Linked DNA regions of Homo sapiens: region 1 is linked to region 2. The links are chromatin contacts, found by Hi-C or POLR2A ChIA-PET in ENCODE. All regions are on one chromosome and are shown on one strand. Each heading gives the region's core, a stretch centred on a gene start or an enhancer-like site at or near the end of the contact. The rest is flanking DNA. Distances are from core to core; before and after follow the strand shown.

Region 1 (2,700 bases), core at 157-2,656, 120 kb after region 2:
ACCCTGCTTAAGTTTAATATACAGTATTAGAGTTGCTGACCTTGATTTCTTTTAGTGGAGCATTATGATGTCAACTCTACTATTTTCTCTATTTTGTTACCCTTTGGTTTATATCTTGGCCTGATACTTAAAGAAAGGGAAAAAAAAGATAAAGAAGAATAGCAATTCCTCTAAGCGGGTCTATTTCTTTGAGCAGATAATTCTTACCAGAATATCATACTTTAAGCCACACCTAGAGCTTATATAGAATTTTTATATTTCCATAGTTACCTGAAAGCATGCTTCATCCATTTTCAGTTCTGCCCTAGTTGCTAACAGAGGCATTGCCATTGGAAAGTGGCCTTCAATCTCTTTCTAGTTTAGGGATATTAAAATATACTTGGAAATGGGTCCTTTCCTGTATGGATGACATTCTAGATATTTAAGGACTGGTAAGGTCTCTGTTTAATCTTGGGCTTATCCATTTTAAGCCCTGATTAAGCACAAATTCCTTGACCATGCCCAGCAGGGCTGCAGCTCCCAATGCAGTCATCGCTCAGTGCTCTGAAAGGAGCAAGACATGGAGCTCTTCAGTCAGCCGGAAATGTCTAGTCCATCCAGCTGTAACTAAGCAGAGAGAAAGAAGGGTACTGAGGCTGGTGCACTCCACATTCCCACCCACATCCTGCCACATGTTGGTGAGAGTCTGGGGAGCCCCAGCCTACTGGCACGCCTTGTTCCCTCTGAATTTCTGGAGCTTATTTATTTTTACCACCTCCCTCTCTGCTTTCTGTGTCCATTCCTTCTGCTCCTTTTAGGTAACTGCAGCCAGAGAAAGGATGCTGATAGGATTTTTCTGAAGAAAGGTGTTTTTGATCAAGAGAGTTAAAATCACAGAATGAAGTTTGGCTTGTTATACCTTTAAATTCTGTGGCTCATGAAGCATGATAACCAAGTAGTGTGCATGTTGTTCAAGCAGTGGCCCTTTCCTAAAGCTAAGTCATCATTTCTCAAGAGATCATGTGACTGCATAAGCTCATCATTAAAAGCTTAGTTTTCTAGGCTTCACCTGTGATTTCAAATTCAAACAAGCCTATGTTACTGTCATTTGCTCTAAAGACCATTTTTCTAAATCCCTTTGGATTTATATTATCTCTACCAAGGCATGGCCATCTTGGAAAAATATTACATATAAGCAGGATTTGGGGGTAAGAAGGGGCACTTTGTAAGTTGTAAGGTGGATGGTTACTAGCCTGACCTTACTTCTGGTAATCCATATTACCATCCAGTGATAAGTGGTTATATTTTTCAGTCCATTTCCACCTTTATGAACATACTGATCTTGGAAAATTATCTACTCATCCTCTTTTCCATTTCTGTTTAACAGTGATTCATTAGTTTGGGCTGTAGAGTGGATCAGCTGGTGTTTACGAAGGTATCATTGTACCAGTGAGTCACAGAGGCATCTACTGATTCTCATTCACTCTCAGAAAGGAGGAGTATGTAGCTTTCCTCCTCAGGGGAGTAAAGTATTACACCACTTTATAGCCGTTGTTTGAATCATATAATTAAGATTTGATGTGATTATTCTTAGTTGACTTGGGGTTAGACAGACAATTCTTGTATTTGGTTTTGCCTTCCGATTTAATGACATGCAGCCTCTGAGAAGTGAGCAAATTCAATTTTTCTGGTGCTATTATATGGCATTATTAAAAGTACAGTGCCGTGTAGGGAATATAGAGTTATGTTCTTGGTGAATTCATAAGGTATTGCCAGTACGGGTCTATCTGATTTAAGCCCTGCTCTCCCATTTTGTATTTTCCATTCTTTATCTCCCCTTTTCTTTTCGGAGTCTATCTTACCACCAAAGCAGAAATTTTAGGATTCATTCATTTATTCAGTGAGTATTTATTGAGGAATTATGTGCCAGGATAAGCACTGGGCATGCAGTGGTGCGTACGATGGACATAGCCTCTGCACTTTCACAGAACTTACAGTCTAGTGCAGGGACTAGGGAACCAAATCCAGCCCAACACCTGTCTCTGTAAATACATGGTTACTGGAACACAGCCATACCCATTCATTTACATATTGTCTATGGCTGCTCCCACACTGCAGAGGCAGACTTGAATAATTACCACAGGGACCCTGTGGTCTGCAAAGCCAAACATGTTTACTACTTAACCCTTTGAAGAAAAAGTTTGCTGACCCCTCTCTCATGGATAGTGCTGAAGACATTTCATAAATGCAGTCTAGAACTGGAAAAGCCTTGCCAACCCCCTTGAGGAGTGTGTATTCTCCAGAGGGCAGTGGGCTACTGCTGGAATATGGTAAGCAGGGAAAGAAACATGTTGATGTATGAATTTTAGAAAAGTCCCTGTGGCTGCTGTGTAGGAAGTATGTGTCAGGGCGAGAAGCACTAGGTCATAGTAGTTAAGAGTGTAGATCCTGAGCCAGACTATTTGGATTGAAATTTTGACTCTACTACATACTGATTCTAATCTTAGGTAACTTCCCTGTCAGATGTCCCATCTATAAAATAGACATGGCAATCATAGTACCTAACTCATGGGATTGAATAAGTTAATGTATGTGAAGCACTTAGGACACAGTGTTTACCATCATCACTATTATTCCTATTGTAATCTTGTTCAGAGGTGAGGGTGCCTGAATTAAGGCAGTAGCAGTGAGGATGATAGAAAGAAGTGGCCAGATGGAGGC
Region 2 (2,700 bases), core at 189-2,688:
TATATGATTTTGTTTCAAAAATGGCATCATATCAAAATTTTTTTCAGATTAGCAGATTCCTCTCCTTAACCTTCTGATTAAAAAAATGCAGAGTATCAGTTTTCTTCAAGATTCTTCCTGCTTCTTTCACAGATTAGACCAGGCATTTATTTGCTTTTCATTTCATTCAACTCCACCCATAAATCCTCAATTTTTCAGGTCCTTTTATTATAAGGAGGCAATAATTCATGTTCACTTGGCTTGTCTGTCCAGACTTGCGTGTCTGTCTGACTCATGCCTTTCACCCAGTCTTGGTTGGGCTGACTTTGAGCCTTCTCATTACTGGGCTTATATGGTCCTAATTACACGTTACTGGGGTACACACAGAAATCACCAATTAGTTTTTGACTTTAAACAGATCACTTACCTCTCTGGGGTAAGTGATTCATGCAATTGTTTTCCAATCGACTTTTTAGCATCTTTTGCACACCTAACCAAATGTTGGGAATTCTACAATTAATATGACCCAGCCCTGCCTTCCAGGAATAATAGGGAAAAGCAGAGAGGCAAATAACCACAGATAGGTAAAAGTCCATGTAAATGAAGAGAAAAAGACAGCCTTGAAAGAGTATGACCACAGGTTTGCCAAATCCCTTTTAAACTCTAAAAATATACCACTCCAATGGAAAGAAAGTAATTTTTTCATGATCTGAGGTACTGTATTTAGATTTCCTCCTCAAAAACACTGAAAAATAGGGATGGAACTTGGAAATATGTAATGTGGGTTGACTCGTATATTCCCCAAAATACAAGCCTCCCAAGGTGGTCTGGAATTGCCACCAACATTTGGACAGCAGGGGTGGGGATGTTCCTGTCAGTGTCTGCCACATGGGAGAGTTTCATGAATATTTGGTGAATTAACTAGTAAATAATTAGCAGACATAACAGACCAAAGTAGAGGAAACTGTATAGCTTTTTTTTGTTGGTATGGATTTGGCAAAGGCTAAGACATGGGAAATGTGACTCTGGGGACAACAGTGGAGCATGAATTCCTTGGGACATGAACTTGGGCCGTTATTCATCCTGCTGTGTTTCCAAAGCTGATTTTCCAGCAAAACAATAATAATAATAATAATAATAATAATAATAATAATAATAATAATGACAACAACTTAGCAAGCTTGGAGATAAGTTACCAGAACTCATAGAGTTACAGATTAATGCTTCGGCCTACAACAAAGTGAAACATTTTTCAAACATAGAATATGCATTTACCATTAAGCAGGCCTACCACAATTCTATGTAGACATTTAAATTTTGGCAAATCATTTACGATGTCTGTAAGTTTCAGACATGTGTAAGAAGGAGCAATGACAGACTTCTCTGTGGTATGCATTGCCTGCTTCAGTCAGTCCAGTGACATTCTGGGCTTCCAGGTGTGGCAATCAAGCAGGAAGTGTGCTGGGAGGGTCACAGCATAAGGCAGCTGCCCGGGGAGCAGATTCAAAGCACAGCTGTTTGGCTCAGAGAACAGCAGATAGGAAGAACACTTCTGCCTGCTACAGAAATCAGCTGGGATATCTGCTATTCTTGCAAATTGGTCTATATTAAATACGTAATTCAGAAACTAAAATTAAAACTAAAACGAAGCCACAATTTCTGGAGCAATCTTCAAACATTCCAGTCATAGCAGCACTTCTTTTAATACAGCCAGCTATCTTTTGAGGCTAAAAAGGAATTTCCTCTAAGCAGAAAAGTCTGAAGAGAGTTCTTCAAAGATCCTTGAGGGGAGCTCATCTGATAGCAGGAAAGGAAAGTTCAAGATGCCTCAGAGACTACATGTATGGAAAAATACTTTACACTGTCAAGGGGAGAGGAGGTCATCTTAGATGATACATGAGAATGCAGTATCTAGGTAGAAATCCTGCTCAAAACTAAAAGAAGAGTATGTAAAGCTATAACCTTGTAAAATAAGGACTCAAGAATGTGTGTGTGTGTGTATGTAATACATTATATATATGATTGCACATATATTAAAGGCAGGGGTGATGTCCAAAATATTTAACAACTGCTGTAACAATATACAGTGATCAATGGCCTTAGTTTGTCTGGAACTAAGGGCTTTTCTGGGACATGGGAATCTCAGTGTTAAAACTGGGACACTCCTGGGCAAATTGGGATGGTTGCTCACCCCAGGCACTAATCAACTGCAATACATGCTAGCAATACACAACCAATGTGGCCTTAATAACAACACACCTGATCTCTCATCCTTAATACCTGAGGATGTTTGTACAGGATAAGCCCTGGGAACCATGCAGTCTTGCATTTCTCCAAATTGCTCATGCATTTGCCTGCCTCTGTGCCTTTGCACACACTGTTCCCTCCACCTAGAAAATCCTTTCCTGACTTGGCCAACCCCTGTCACTTCCTGCAAGAAGACTTCCTGGCCCTTCAAAAACTATATTAGGCACCTCCCTGAAGGTCATCCCTAGGACTCTGTATTTACTCCTATATTTAGAATTTTGGAGGAAAAGATAAAGCGGAAACATAAATCCAAAGAAGCAAGACTATGAATCCCAATTCATTTATGAATGAGGATGAGTGGGAGAGCAACTCCCCAAATTCGGAATCAAAGTAATTCAGTGACAGTTGGTAATGTTCTCCAGGAGGCCACTAAAGCTACTACGGTCTTTTGTTCATGCTGCCAGACCCTCCAGG

What was found. A loop is a pair of places that touch in the nucleus more often than their neighbours do. ChIA-PET counts read pairs that join two places held with the same protein, here RNA polymerase II (POLR2A). Pooled maps may share reads with other maps.
Region 1: a pooled map shows a loop between it and region 2 (3-fold over the local background). The contact joins two enhancer-like sites. A Hi-C loop is called at or near these places in 20 of 37 single-sample maps with no recorded cell type and 5 of 50 pooled maps. POLR2A ChIA-PET finds 5 or more read pairs at or near these places in 4 of 52 experiments (MCF 10A, OCI-LY7, WTC11 and 1 more).

The regions. Positions count from the first base shown.
Region 1 is chr4:173,242,070-173,244,769 of GRCh38, forward strand. All of the region lies in intron 1 of GALNT7 (polypeptide N-acetylgalactosaminyltransferase 7), which reads left to right. Among named protein-coding and RNA genes, the nearest start is that of MIR548T, 25 kb to the right of the region's middle. Within about 2 kb of position 1,407, at least 2 of the 41 ENCODE cell types and tissues checked have a DNase peak (open chromatin) inside an H3K27ac peak, as active enhancers do.
Region 2 is chr4:173,119,758-173,122,457 of GRCh38, forward strand. No RefSeq gene overlaps it. Among named protein-coding and RNA genes, the nearest start is that of GALNT7, 48 kb to the right of the region's middle. Within about 2 kb of position 1,439, at least 2 of the 41 ENCODE cell types and tissues checked have a DNase peak (open chromatin) inside an H3K27ac peak, as active enhancers do.